Linked DNA regions of Homo sapiens: region 1 is linked to region 2. A link is a contact called in ENCODE Hi-C data. All regions are on one chromosome and are shown on one strand. Each heading gives the region's core, a stretch centred on a gene start or an enhancer-like site at or near the end of the contact. The rest is flanking DNA. Distances are from core to core; before and after follow the strand shown. Region 1 holds the start of RHEX (regulator of hemoglobinization and erythroid cell expansion). Region 2 has its middle 17 kb from the start of BTG2.

Region 1 (7,071 bases), core at 62-2,561, 2.7 Mb before region 2:
AATAATTGTTTTTAACCTTTTAATGTAGGTAAAAATCCACATTCTTATGCCCCTTTATAATCTTTTTACCAAAGGTATGTTTTACTTTTCTTATACACCTTGCACATAAACTGTTTTTTTAATAGTACTCAGGAGGCCTTATTACTTTTAAATTATACAACATTTTTTGCATAAATTTTTTTATAACATTTTTTCTTTCACGACTTTTGCCGACAATTCTTCAATGTGTCTCAACTTTCTGACTTATTACAAACATTTTTTTTCTTTAAACACCAGTTAGTTTATTTCAGGACAAGAATTTACCATATAACACTCTTTTTACATAAATTCTGTCTCCCCCCACTTTTTTTTTTTTTTGAAGATAACCATTCCTTTTTTTTTTTTTTAAAGCAAACTTTCTTTATGCCTTTGGACTAGACTGTCTAAGGCCACAAGATTAGAAGTTACCATAATACATGTTACACTGTTAACTTTAAGCAAACTTCACTTTTGTTGAAAACCTTGTAAGTTTGGGATTTCAATTATCCTTTGCTATTAAGACCTTGTTTAGTCTAAATTAACTTAGAATTGGTATAGATGGCCTTTTTTTCTCTCTACTGGTCTTTCCTTGCCTCTGCCAGCCGCTTATGCTGCTGTTCTCTTAACTACGTTGGCGGGGCAAGGGGGTATAAAAGCAGCTGTAACTTTCTATGTATGGAAACTGGTCTGGGTGCCTTGGCTTACGGGTTACCTTGTGTCATACCTTTGAAACAAGGGACCTGTCCAGGCTTCCTTCTGATGGCCAACCCACCTCTAATGCTGGCCAGTCTATTTCACACAAAGTTCTAAGTTTTCCTGGTGTCACAGTAACACTGTAATCTCCCTTAAATTCTTTCTTGAATTTTTTTTTAACATAGTTCCTAGTGGGGTGGGCTTATTTGTACCTGACCCATGCTTCTTCGAGACAAAACACCACACCCACACCACACACATGCCACAAACAAAAAAACAGGTAAAAAGGGCATACACACTCTTGCAGTTTACACCAAACCAAAATCAAAACCAAAATCAGAGTATCCAGAAATCCAAGCCAGGTCAAAACCAAAACCAAAACCAAAGTATCACACAATCTAAGTCAAGTCAAAACCAGAACAGAAGTGCCAATGCAGGCATGTCGTGGGTGATCAGGCCACACTTCCACCTAGATGGAGTGGGGCAAGTTCCAAAGACTAGTCTTACCAAGTTTCAGATGTCCGGACTCCAAGTGCCAGTTCCTTCCCGGTGTTCAGCCACTGTGTTAATCCTCCACAGGGAACTGCTACACGCTGCTCTGGTGAGGCATTCCACCGGGGCAATTTCCTACCCGGGAGTGCTCTTTGGATCGCGTCACTCGGGCTGGCCGGAGTCCGCCTCAGGGATGCTCCACAGGGGAGGCCTAAGCCGCCTAAGGGGCTGCCTCGGCTGTCCATCAGTTACCTCGTTTCCTGGTCAGGGAACCAAGAAATGTAGCAGGACGAGCCGCAGACAAAACCCCTCAGACACCAAATTGTAGAAGGAAGGGCTTTATTCAGCTGGGAGCATCAGCAGGCTACTGCCTTAAAATCCGAGCTCCCCGAATGCACAATTTCCGTCCCTTTTAAGGGCTCACAATACTAAAGATTTCACATGAAAGGGTCATGATTGATTTGAGCAAGCAGGCGGTATGTGACAGGGGCTGCATGCACCGGTGGTCAGAGAGAAACAGAACAGGGCAGGGAGTTTCACAATGTTCTTCTATACAATGTCTGGAATCTATGAATAACATCAGTTTCTAAGTTATGAGTTGATTTTTAACTACTGGGTTTAGGCCAGGCAGGCCCAGGCCTGGTTTCGGGCCTGGCGCCGGACTGCCTGTCTTTGGTTTTACTTCCTTGTTGTTTTTCCTTAAAACAGGTACTGAGTATAAAACAATATAAAACAATATGAGAGGGTCTCTCTCTTCCCTCACAGTGACCTGGGTCTCAGACACTTCCTAACTGTGATCTTAGGACAAACACTTAGCTTTTCTGAGCCTCATCTGTGAAACAGACAGAATATGAATGCCTACCTCATGGAGTTGTTTAAGAACTCAGTGATCAGACTATTATTCAACAGTAATAACGAGCCAGGCCCAGTGGCTCACGCCTATAATCTCAGCACTTTGGGAAGTCAAGGCAGGAGGACCGCCTGAGCTCAAGAGTTTGAGACCAGCCTGGGCAATATAGCTAGACCTTGTCTCTACTTTAAAAAAAAAAAATCCGAAAATTAGCTGGGTGTGCTACTGCATGCCTGTAGTCCCAGCTCCTTGAGAGGCTGAGATAGGAGAATCACTTAAGCTAGGGAAGTCGAGGCTGCAGTGAGCCATGATCACACCATTGTACTCTAGCCTGGGTGACAGAGCAAGACCCTGTCACAAAAACAAACAAAGAAACAGAAGACAGGAATAACCACCATTTGTATTGTTCTAGTTTTCAGTTGGTCTTACCTGAGCAGAGTAATTGGGTGAGATTGTTCATGGAGGCATTGCTGGCTCTCTAGTCCTGGAACCTACAGTTGGTCCAATTCATTATGCCAAAGGGTCCGTCTAGGAGGTTCTTGTTCCAAGTATTGAGATTCCCGAGAGAAGTAGGTCCCCTTAGATAGAAGCAGAGTTTCTCAGAGGTATTTAGCAGCAGCTGGTGGACACAGGACTCAGGGAGCTGGCCCCCCTCTTCCCTTCCATGTCTTTCATTCCTGCATGGGAACCTGTCAGATGGGGAGATTGTTAAAATCTCACCACTGGAGGGGAGGGCCTCAAAGGCCATGGAGACAGCACCTCTCTCTTAGTGAAGGCATCTTCAGATAGAATTCAGCACAAATTCAAAGGTGGCTCCCCAGACCCTATCTGTCACATCGCCCTCTCATCTATTAGTATCTGAAGTCACCTTGATCATTTATTTGTTTACTTGATTATTGTCAGCCTCTCATCACATGAATGTGAGCTTCATAAGAACAGAGACCTTATCTGTTTTGGCCAACATTTCACCCCCAGTGTCTAGAAAGTGCCTCATGCAATGAATAGGTCCAATACATATTTCTTCAATAAATGAATGAATGAATGAATGCCAAAGACTCCTTCATAAAAGCCAGGGTCAACTGACCTCTGCCAGAATTTTGGAGAGCCTACACCACAGACTTTTGAACCTCTTAGCTGATGACAAATCTTTAGCCTTCGAAGCGGAAATTGATTTGAAAGAGCCCAAAGTACTCCGGTAAAGTAGGTGATGTTGAACTGGGTAATGTCAATTTCAGAAAAAGAGGACACGTGCCTGTGAAACACCAAGAGCAGTGTCCTGGGGTTGGGGAGGACACCTGCCTGGGTGTGGGTGGCCAAGGGGAAGAAGGAAGAGAAAGAGCAGGGGAAGATGCTGTCCCACAGCCACCACCACAGGTGTTCACCGGCCTCAGGCGCCAGCCCTGCTCAGGGTGAGAGGCGAAGAGGGAGGTGTGCTTAAGGCCAAATGAAAGAGGATCTGCCACCCTCTCCTCCCCCAACTCTTACCACATTCTAGCAAAGAGAGCTGCAGGAGCAGTCAGGAAATCCCCTAACAAGGCAAGCATTGGAACCAAGAGCCCAGGTGGCACGGATGAGTCACTTCACTTACTTGGACTCAGTTCCCCTATTTGTGAAATGAAGCAAGGATGAGAAGAGGAACAAGACGTGATCAAGAAAAAGGCAAATGTTTTCACAAGTGCCTGTCATTGCCCCCTTCTGTTGTCCCCTTCCACATGTCACCTGGTACATTGTACATTTCTTCTAACAATTGTGTTATTGGCCAGGAAATACAGAGAATTCTTTTAGAGAATAGGTTTTCTAAGTGTTAAAATTGTTTTTATTTTTAATTTTGTAAGGGGAGGACATCATCACCTTTTCAGTTTGGGACTTTTGAAGTGTTTGTTTCATTAGGTCACATTCAGATGGTTTTAGAATTCAAAAGGTACAAAAGGATAGTCCTGGAAAAGCTGCTCATCTGCTCTTGACCCCAGCCATCTAGTTCTCCTCCCTGGAGGAAACCAGCATGCCCAGTTTATTGTGTACGTTATGTGTACATGAGCAAACACACAGACACACAGAAACACACTCACCATACAGGCGTCTTCCTTACACATGACAGTGTACTACATACTTTGTTTTGCCTTTTGCTTTTTCACTTAATATATCTAGGAGTTAATTTATTATTAATACATACAGAACTTTCTCATTCCTTTCTTCCTCTTCAGAGTGTTCCGTTCTATGGTTGCTCACAGTTTATTTAACTGGTCATCTAGTAGTAAATTTAGATTGTTTCCACTTTTTACACTTGAAATGATGATGTAATTATTAAACTGCAACAAACATCATTTGCACAGGTGTAAATATGTGTGTAAAATTAGAGAAATGGCCATTAAAGTAGATCTGCCATCCCAGTTTTAGGAAGTCAGTATTCCTTTTTACAAATCCAAAATACAGTGTTACCCAATTTGACTACTCATATTATAATCCAGATTTCACTCTGGCTGTTTCCAAAAATCAAAGCACTCCTCAGAGAACAAAGATATGACATCACTGAGGATATTCAACAGAACTACCAATTTCTCTAAAGGCCGACCTCCAAGGAGAATCCAAACGCCTTCAGCAATAACAGCATCACTAGAGTGAGTATAGCATGTCCCTGGATGCTGATGATGGAGCGATAAACCCTCATGACACAGACATTTCCAAACAATTCAGGCAAAGTTTACTGAGTGCCAACTACATAGTCTGTTTAAAGCCCAGTCTGTCCTATTACACTGGTCTTTCAGTTTAAATAAATAAATAAATAAATATAAATAAATAAATAACCCAGTCTGTAAGGATGAATAGAAAAAGGCCTTGTCATCAAGAAACCAATGATCTAGGGAGCAGTTCTCAAAGTGTAGTCCAGGGACCCCCTGGGGGTTCCAGAGATCTTTTCAGAGGGTTCATGAGGTCAAAACCACTCTCTTAATAATACTAAGATACTAGTTGCCTTTTTCACTCTCAGTTTCTCTCAAGCATACAGTGGAGTTTCCCAAAGTCTATGTGACATGTGGTATGGCATGAGACTGAGTGCAAAGGCAGACCTGAGAACTCAGCTGTCTTTTATTGAGCTAGGTATGAATAATGAGATTTGCACATGCATAAAACAGTGCTTCTCTTTTCATTAAATTCTTCATGCTTTGGGAAATAGTTATATTTCATAAAAAGTGTTATGTTTAAGATGTAATGGCTTTGGTACTATTTTCTAAGGGGATTAGATAAATATTTTTAAATTTTCTTAGTTTTAATTTCTGATATGGTCAATATGAATAGATATAAACTACATAAACAATAGCGTTTTGGGTTCCTTAGTACTTTTTGAGAGTGTACAGGGGTCTGGAGGCCAAAGAGTTTGAGAATTGCTGATCTAAGGACCCATGGCATTTCTTCACCATAGGGCAAGAGAGGAGCATTTTGCCTTATCTGCCAAGAGTGTGCTATGCTACATCCAGGGGTGCAAGCCAAAAGATTCAGGAGGAACAGATTGGGTGTTCTCAAATAGCGATGTGTCAAGAGGACAGCAATTGCTTGGACACAAGAATTCCCCCCGGAGCCTGCTGGCTGGCAGTGCAGCGGCTGTGTAGAAAGGCTCTACCAGAGGGGCAAAGTCCAGGCATGAGGCAACAAGGAGGCTCTGAGGTTGGGGGAGCCTGCAGAAGAAGCGGAAGAGGAAGCTGGATAAGTCCGCCGCCCCTGGACTAAGCTGCTGACTACCTCCTGCTGTGATTCCAAGAGCCACTGCCTCAAAAAACTTCCTTGCAGGTGCTGGTGCCTGAAATTCCAGTGGAGGTGTTTCATTCCCTCAGCCAAAGGCAAATTCAATCCCAACAATCTCAAGTATCACTCAAGCTTACACAAGTGTGCAAATAACATTATGGAAGATAGATTCGAAGGTCACACTTTAATAAAACAAGAGAGTGTGTCTATAACAGGAGTGGGGTGGGATGGGTGGAGCGGACGGGAAATGGAGAACAAAGACTCAAAAATATGAAATAAATAGAACATAAGAGCAGTTCGTGGACCCATGATGTAAGAATGCCACTAGGGGGATTGATCAATCTGATTCTGGGTAGCTAAAATCAAAGAAAAAAAAATCCAATCCAGTCAAACTTCTCTGTAGCATATGGTATGTCCTTAGCAGCGTGAGACAGCTTACAAGGATAGAGAAGAATGAGACACGGGCCCTGGGTTCAGAGAGTGCTACCCCACGCTCACCCCCCACCCCAATTTAGCGAGGAAAATATCCGCGGCAACCATAGCAGCTGTAACAAAAGGTAGGTGTATAATCAAAGCTAAAAAGATGTACAAAGAAAGGGCTATTGGATCAGAAAGGAGGAGCAGGTTGTTTCTAACTTTAGTGACGAGGGAAGACTACATGGAGGAGGTGGCATTTGTTGTGGTCACGGATGTGTAGGAAGGATTCCTATGGCAGTGCTGAGGCTGTGGATATACCAGATGGGAGGGTGCTTGTAGTGAAGGCATGGCAGTTGGAATATCCAGCCATTTTTCCTTCGATGAACATCTGAAATCACTGCTAAGAGAGGGAGCATTGTACACCTGAGGGTGAAAGGAAGGCTGTCACCTAGGATGCAGAAGGAGGGAGGAACAGAACCTGGGAAGACAGAGGGCACGAAAGACAGTTCATGAACTTCAAGAGCCCAGTGGACTGAGATCATGTCTGATTTCACTTATCTCCCCGGCTTCTAGGCCAGTGCCTGGAACACAGCAGCCCTCAATAAATGCTCATTGAATGAATGAGAAGTTGGACACACTCCCTTTGCTCTTTTTCAGGCTGGCCACAGATGTGCTGCCGTAACCGAGTGGAGCCATATACTCTCACCATTTCTAGGACTTTAAATGTTTTTCTGGTTGCTTTTGCAGAATTTCATTTCTCCAAATAGAAACCCTGCGTCCTCTTGAGGTTTATTACAGAGGTATTTATTGGTTGGGGTTGCTTTAAAGATCACCATCAGGTTTTCATTTTGCACAGCAGCTTA
Region 2 (7,497 bases), core at 4,128-6,627:
TAGCTGTACCTAGGTAGTCTGTTTCCACCTGGGAAACCCATCTGACTTTGCTCTAGAAGACGGGGACTTTCCTGCTATATTGCCAAAGGAAAAGGCTAGAATGGTTGCCTTTTGAAACACCACATGCCCCCCAAGAGCAGGACTTCAGTTAAGGTCCTTAGGACTCCCAAGACTTCTCCAGACTCCCAAGAGATTCCCCGTGTGGCTTCACCATATAAAATGAAAACAGATAAAATGCTGAATTTTATAGGTGAATTTCACCACTATGCAAAAAAAAAAAAATGGAGCCAAGAAAATCCTCCCATCAGTACAGTCCTGATCCCCTGGCCCAGCCTGGAGCATGCCTCAGAGCCGGAGAAAAGTGAAGTATTCATCCCCCAAACGTCACAGCTTTGTTGTATATTTTCAAAATGGATCTCGCTTAGGGCAGACACCAACTTTGAAGATGGGGAATGGTGGGAAGGGGTACAGGAAGAAGAGGCTGAGAACCTGCCCCCAGCTGGTGTTGGGAAAGGCTATTTTCAGGGCGCTGCTTGGGTCGGGAGGGCAGTCCGCGGTTTCACTTCCCATTCCGCCATGTTCTTACTCTCTGAGCCCTGCCTCTGGTGTAGTCTCCCCTACCTCCCCCACCCCCATCCTCCACCATCCCCGCTGCACCCTGCACCCGTTTCCCAGCTCCTGGGGCACACCATCTGCCTGTCCTCCCCCTTCCCAAGGGACTTAGCTCATCCAATTGAGACCTTTAAATAATTAAATGCCCCAAAGCCTCCCCACACTGATCCCCAGCCCCTGGCTGGGGTGTTTATTCAAAGACCAGAAGCTGGACTGGAGGGCTGCCAACCCCACCGCCTCTATTCAGTTCCTTTCTTTTCCTGCTCAGCTGCTGGGCGGTGGCTATTGGGTCTTTTCTCCGGCTTTGGCCCCTCGCCTGCCAGGCCCAGTGCACCGAAAAAACAAACAAAAAGAGCTGTAAGGAGGAAGCAGGACTTTGGATGTCAGCTCTTCCAGGCTAGGGGTGGGGAGGGAGGAGGACACCAGATCCACCTTACACTGGGAAAGGGACAGGGATGAGGGTGGAGAGAGAGAACCCAGAGGTTTGGCCTGCTCCTCATCCCAGTGCAGGAGCCAGAGCATCTCCCTCCGACTCTGGGGAGCTGTGTGACCAAAGGAGGCGGGGAGAGGTTGTGAAGTGGGAAGGGGGTGTCAATCACTTGAGTGGTTTGGGGTTTGGGCAGCATCCTCATGCAAATTAACCTGGTGAGTCACTGAAAGTTTGGTCCAGACACAAAGAAGCTGCTTCTCTCACCCACGGCCTCCCTCCACTACAGCAGCCCCCCTCCCCAGCCAACCAAACAAAAGGCCCAAGCCCAGCGGTGCATGAAGGAGTGAATGGGCGAGACCTTCCCTGGTGACATCCCACCAGACAGATGGCAACAGTTGCCCCACACCAGTTGCAAGCCTCCTTTTCATCCTTCTCCCAAGTCATAAAGGAGAAAGACCCCAGTCCCTCTACAGCCCATCGGCTCCTCAGGGCCAACCCGAAGGCAGAATGGGGGCTAGAGGGTGGGCTGCCAGGGAGCGGGAGGTGAGAGGGGAACTGACACTGCATGTTTGGCTGGAAAACAAAAGTTTGTTGAAAGCACGGGTACTGAGGCCAGCCTGCCCATCTGTCCTCCTTTGGGGAAGCTCTGCCCCCACGCTCCTCCTGGGCTTCTGACCAGCTCTGCGCAGAGCCAGGGCCCCTGGGAAGGAAGACTTCAGTTTGGGGCAGCAGCACTAAGCTGCAGTACTTTGGGACTTTGTACTTTGAGGCTTTCATCAGGCAAACATCCCTTGACCCGCATCGTTTTGCCTCTTCAGAAATGGGTTTAAATGGAAAATCCAAGGCCTCTGGGACAGGTGGGGAATAGTGGGATCTGGGTGCTCTGCAGTTAAATGATAAAGTTTGAGTTGTTCCAGAATGGGATTCTGTTAAAATCATTCCCACATTCCCGCAAACATTAAGAAGCTAGGAGTGGGCCAGGAGTCAGAAAACTCAGCTTCCAGTCTCAGCTCACTGTCTGCGTGTTGTGTAATTCTGGGCAAGTCATCTGGGTTGTTCAAGTTCTAGTTTCCTCTCTGTAAATTGGGGAGTTAAAAACCCCCACCGCCCTACCTCCTAGTGTGGTAGAGAGCAAGCTGATGCTCGGTCCAACACCAGGTAAACAGAAGAAGCTGCGCAAGGCTCTCCTCTCAAGTTTCCCACACCCACATCTCCCAGGAAGTGGAGTGGGCACAGCACTTTAAACGTAGTTCAAAGTACTTCACATCTATTATTTCGTGAGGCAACTGAGAGTAGAAAGGTCTAAGGCTGTGCAGAGATCTTTTTTTAGAGAGTAGGGGTGGAGGCTGAGCTAAGGCTAGTGCCCTCCCCGCAACCTCCTGAATCTCAGATTTTTGTCTCCCTTCTCCCTCTGCCTTCCATCAATCTAGCCTGACTTAGGAGGATTCAAGGGGAACTCTGGGTTAAGGTGCTAAGAGTTTATTTATTGAGGTCAATACATTCAGAATAAAAGGGAATCATCCCTATGTCTTAATCAAAGGTTTAGTAAAGTTACGATTCTGAGGCCACAGGCATGCGTTCTTCTAGGCTAAATGCCACTGCAGAGGGCTGAGCTGGTGATGCTGGTGTCAGGGGAGGATGGGAAGCACAGGGGAGGAAAGTGGCTACCCAGAGAACACAGGGAACAGTACTTGACGCTCTCCTAACTGGCCTCATGCCCTGCTCTTTTGCCCACCCACCTGACCTCCTGTTGTTTGTGTTGGCCAAAGTGCCAGTGCTCAGAAGTGGTTGAAATGTCTTCTCCTGGGCATAAATAAGGTAGTAAAGACATGTTAGCTGCAAAGGCATTTCTCAAAACATCTGTCTTTCCCAATCCTTGCCCAGGCTAACCTCACCCATCTCTGATCATTTCCATTTGTGTACCTAACATCCCAGCACTGATGTAGATCATGCTGTGTAATTCCATTAGTTTGCATTCAATCCCATGTGGTCAGTGTTTTAGGTACTTTGATATATAATTTTCCTGTCACCTCCTTTGGACTGGCAACACACTGTGGACCCATCCCTGTTTTTTCTCCTCTGCTGTCCTCTCTCCCTGTGCTTCTCGAAAGGACCTGTCTCTGCCCATAAGAGGGCACTTACTGCAGGACACTCATTACTTGCCTGCCAGACTGATGGCTGAAAACTCAAAACCATAAAAATGGGTTTCAAGCTGCCAGCTGCAGCTGGCCCCATGCTAGACCCAGATAACAACCTCTGGACTCCAAGGCCAGCATGGATCCACATCAATCCCTCACATTCAAATAGCACCATAATCTCAACAAGTGCTTTTACATCCTGGCCCACCCCCCTGGATATCTTTGAATTTCATCCTAGGAAACAGTCAGTGCTCCATTTTCTTTCCCCCAGGGAGTTGTCACAGGAGAAGCCTATTGGTCAAGCAGTAATTATGACAGAGATTATTTTCCTTTTGTGAAAACAAGAGAAGCCACTGAGACCTAAGCCTCCACCCTGAGCAGGCTCCAGTAAGGAAGTGGGTCACAATGAACACAAGGAGTTCCTGTGTTTTGTACCAGGGCTGGGAAGTCAGCAGCTGAAATTCCTGATTAGGGTGAAGCAACCCATCTGGCTGGCCAGTCTGTATTGAACTGGGATTTCTCCAATTGGAGTGAGACAAAGGGTAAAAGAGAGGCTTCCCTAAAGCATCTAGACTATCTAGTCTCCTCAGTCCCTCTTGCTTCAGCTTCATGTCCAGGTACTGTGTTAGATGCAGATGCTGTGTGAATGTTGGGCAACATCAGAGGTGATCTCTAGGACCTTATATTTAAATTGAAATATGACATATACACAAAAAAGAAACCCATGGAAGACACACAGTGGGAGGGAGCAGTGGCTTCTTGCTGTAAGAACTCAGCAGGTTTTTAAAACATCACCTAACATTAGGATGAATGGCAATGATTTCACAGAGGAGAGGTGATCTGAGCTTGGGCATAAGAGATGTGTAAGACTGGGATGTCAGACTGCTTATCTTATGTAGGCTATCTGCAAAGTGAACTGTGGCTTTGTGTAAAAGTTCCTAGAATCCAGAAGACAAGAGCACTAAGCGTGACAAGAAGAAACATAAGAAACCCTGGGTTGTTTGCTATAATTTTTCTTGTTTATTCAGTCAGTCTTGGATTCAAGCCTGACTGCCAGTTACTAGCACTGTGCCCATAGGTAATTTTGCTTAACCTTCTGAGCCTGTTTCTTCCTCTACAGTCTAAGGGTAATAATGTCAATGCTATAGAACTGCTCTGAGGAGGCCAGGCATGGTGGTTCAAGCCTGTAATCCCAGCACTTTGGGAGGCCGAGGCAGGTGGATAGCGTGAACTCAGGAGTTTAAGACCAGCCTGGGCAACATGGTAAAATCCTGTCTCTATAAAGAATATGAAGATTAGCTGGGTGTGGTGGTGCACGCCTGTAGTCCCAGCTACTCCGGGGGCTGAGGCAAGAGGATTGCTTGAACCCGGGAATTTGAGGGTGCAGTGAGCCAAGATGGTGCCACTGTACTCCAGCTTGGGTGACAGAGTGAGACCTTGTCAAGGAAAGAGAAAAGAGAGGAGAGGAGAGGAGAGGGGAGGAGGGAAGGGAGGGGAGAGGAGGGGAGAAGTGGGAGAAGAGGGGAGAAGAAGAGGGGAAGGGAGGAGAGAGGAGGGGAGGGAAGGGGATGAGGGAGGGAAGGAAAGAAGGGAAGGATCACACATACATAGACAAGTGTATCATTTCAACTGGATTGGAAAAACTGCAACAAACCAAAAATACTGTCCTGCCTTCTTGGGAAGAGTGGCCAGGGGGAAACCCGTGACAGTGTCTCTGCACCAAGCTGGCTGGATTTGGGGACCTTGGTGAAGGTGGGGAATGTGTAGCTGTTTCAGGTCTCAGGTAAGGAAATGGAGGCTTTGCCAAGGTCTCGCTCTCCACTCCTGGCCTTTGCCTGGGGAGGCAGTGCCATCCATTTCATGGCAGGTAGACAGTGGAGGTAGACCCAGTACTACCTGGGCTTCTCATGTAGAGATTAGAGTCCAGGGAGGCCTGAGGTCATTGGGGTGACCTGACCCCACCCTTTCCCCCCTGGAAAGAATGGAGGTTGGGAGCTTATGAAATGACCTCTTCCAGCCTGACCGAACAGAAGTGTCTGCCCTGCTCAGGAGGCCTTCTTCCTCCCTCGTCCCCTAACTGTTTACATGCTCTCAGAAAGGCAGGTGTCAGGAGGCAGCTGCTGCTTGTGGTTAGCTCCCCCTAGATACAGGAGCGCCAGCCTTCCCCACACCCACTGCCATTGGCTAACAGGAAACCAAAACAGACTCCCTCTCTCCACCCTCAGCCACCCCAGCCAGTAAATAGAGAGTACAGGAAACACCTGGAGGAGCAGGCAGCTGGCAAGGGAACATTCTGCCCACGAAGAAAGGGTTTGCAAGGGAGTAGCTAGGCTGGGGAGGAGCTGGGGGAGGGGGGTCAGGGGCTTAATTGCACTTCTCATGGCACCCACCAGCTGCTGGGAACTAACAGCTGAGTTGCTGAAATGCACCATCCTCCTCTCAGTCCCCCACTAACACATACACAGTAAAGGGATCATCCCTGTCTAGCACCAGCTTGCCTTGAGTGAGAACAAGAGCAATCATACAGGAAAGACTCCTCAGAAGGCTTTGCCTCCTTAGCCTCAGCCAGAGCTTCTGAACCTCTGTGGACCATGTAAAAGTAAACCCGTGGTTCAGGCATGAAGACTGAATCATCAGTCTTCATCAGCCCACGTGATGTAAAAGCCCGCCCATGTAATGTGAAAGCTCATTCCAAAGATAAGTCTTCAGTTATTTCCAAACTTACCTAGATCTCCATCTGTGTCTGCCTATTTACTGCTTATGATTTCAAGTTGTTGAGGTTCAGGGTAGAACTGACTTCACCAACATCAAATGAAGCCCTGCCATCAGCATCCAGCATCCACCCAAGAACGTGTTCACTGGTGTGTAGACTTTGTGCCGGGAACCATGTATGCAGGCTGGCTTAGCTTACAGAGCTCCTTCACTCCCTCTTAGGAGACTCCCAAATAGAGCACTTTTCCTTTTAGGTTTAGAGTGGGAGGATGGAGGGGTGGTGAGGAGGGGACACTTGCCCCACAGCTACCTGAGGACCACACTGTAGTTTGTTCAACCCGTATCTGTCATCCAATGGTCAGTGTACTTAGGCCTGCTCCGTGCAGAATGGTAGACAAGCACATGGAGGTGAAAAAGGAAATAGAAATGATTCCTGCCATGGAGGTGTGAGTGACGACAGTTGGAGAGGGGAGAAGGGCTTGCAGAGCCACCAGACGTCAACTCAAAGCAATGTGCTGCCGGGCCCGGTGGCTCACGCCTGTAATCCCAGCACTTTGGGAGGCCGAGGCCAGCAGATCACTTGAGGTCAGGAGTTTGAGACCAACCTGGCCATTGTGTTGAAGCTCTGTCTCTACTAAAAATACAAAAGTTAGCCCGGTGTGATGGCACGTGCCTGTAATCCCAGCTACTTGGGAGGCTGAGGCAGGAGAATGGCTTGAACTGGGGAGGCAGAGGTTGCAGTGAACCAAGATCACACCACTGCACTCCAGCCTGGGTGAAGGAGCGAGACTCCATCACACACAGACACCCACACACACACACACACAGAGCAATGTGCTGACTGTGTTTGCTATAAAAGTGTGAACAGTAATAAACTATGTGTATACATCCTTAAGGAGTTCTGAAGTAAGAAATATGTCATAAAGATGTGAGCAGTTTTAAACCATATGCATGAATGCTGGAAACCCCTGAGGTAAGAATGTATATAGAGGACAAGTGGAATTATTCAGGGAAGGCATCCTGAAGAGGCAGTGGTAAGGGAAAACAGCATTGATGCTGGAGACAGGCGCACATAGGTTTTAAACCCATTTCCACCACTGCCCTCTTCTAGTTACTGGTGCCTTGCTTTCTTCATCCGTGAATCTGAGGTCATAAGATCTCAGAGACTGCATTCAAAAAAACAGTAGAGATACTGTGTGTAAAATACCAGGCGGAGTCCCTGGCAATAGTGAGTGTTCAGCACACAGTAGGTGCTCACATCCTAGAAGAAAGTGATTTGTGCCACATCAATTGGCAGAGTACAGAAACTTGCAGATGTCAGCAGAGCTGCAAGGAAAGGTGAGCAGGAGAGAATTCGGTGAGGGGCTCTGGCCTGGTTGGGCTACTGCACAAGGAGTTTGGGGTTGGAAAGACTGAGAGAGCCTGGGATTCCCATCTTAGGAATACAGAATGGCAAAGAAAGTCTGCAGGAAGGGAATGGCATGATGAAAATAGAGTTTGCATGCTCGCTTCGGCAGCACATATACTAAAATTGGAACGATACGGAGATTAGCATGGCTCCTGCGCAAGGATGACACACAAATTTGTGAAGCATTCCGTATTTTT

Evidence for each region. A loop is a pair of places that touch in the nucleus more often than their neighbours do. Pooled maps may share reads with other maps.
Region 1: a loop to region 2 is called in a map with no recorded cell type, with 20 times the contacts of the local background. The contact joins the promoter of RHEX here to the enhancer-like site in region 2. A Hi-C loop is called at or near these places in 7 of 37 single-sample maps with no recorded cell type and 5 of 50 pooled maps.

What each region holds. Positions count from the first base shown.
Region 1 is chr1:206,047,413-206,054,483 of GRCh38, reverse strand. RHEX (regulator of hemoglobinization and erythroid cell expansion) reads right to left here and starts at 1,311. Exons shown (of 6, transcript NM_001007544.4): 1 at 1,219-1,311. LOC105372857 (a long non-coding RNA gene) reads left to right here. Exons shown (of 3, transcript XR_922473.3): 3 at 1-1,041. RefSeq lists enhancers at 1,196-1,255, 1,676-1,915, 3,279-3,778, 4,933-5,002, 6,732-6,901.
Region 2 is chr1:203,318,996-203,326,492 of GRCh38, reverse strand. It overlaps the pseudogene RNU6-487P. Among named protein-coding and RNA genes, the nearest start is that of BTG2, 17 kb to the right of the region's middle. RefSeq lists enhancers at 266-635, 1,193-2,117 and a silencer at 1,086-1,165. Within about 2 kb of position 5,377, at least 24 of the 41 ENCODE cell types and tissues checked have a DNase peak (open chromatin) inside an H3K27ac peak, as active enhancers do.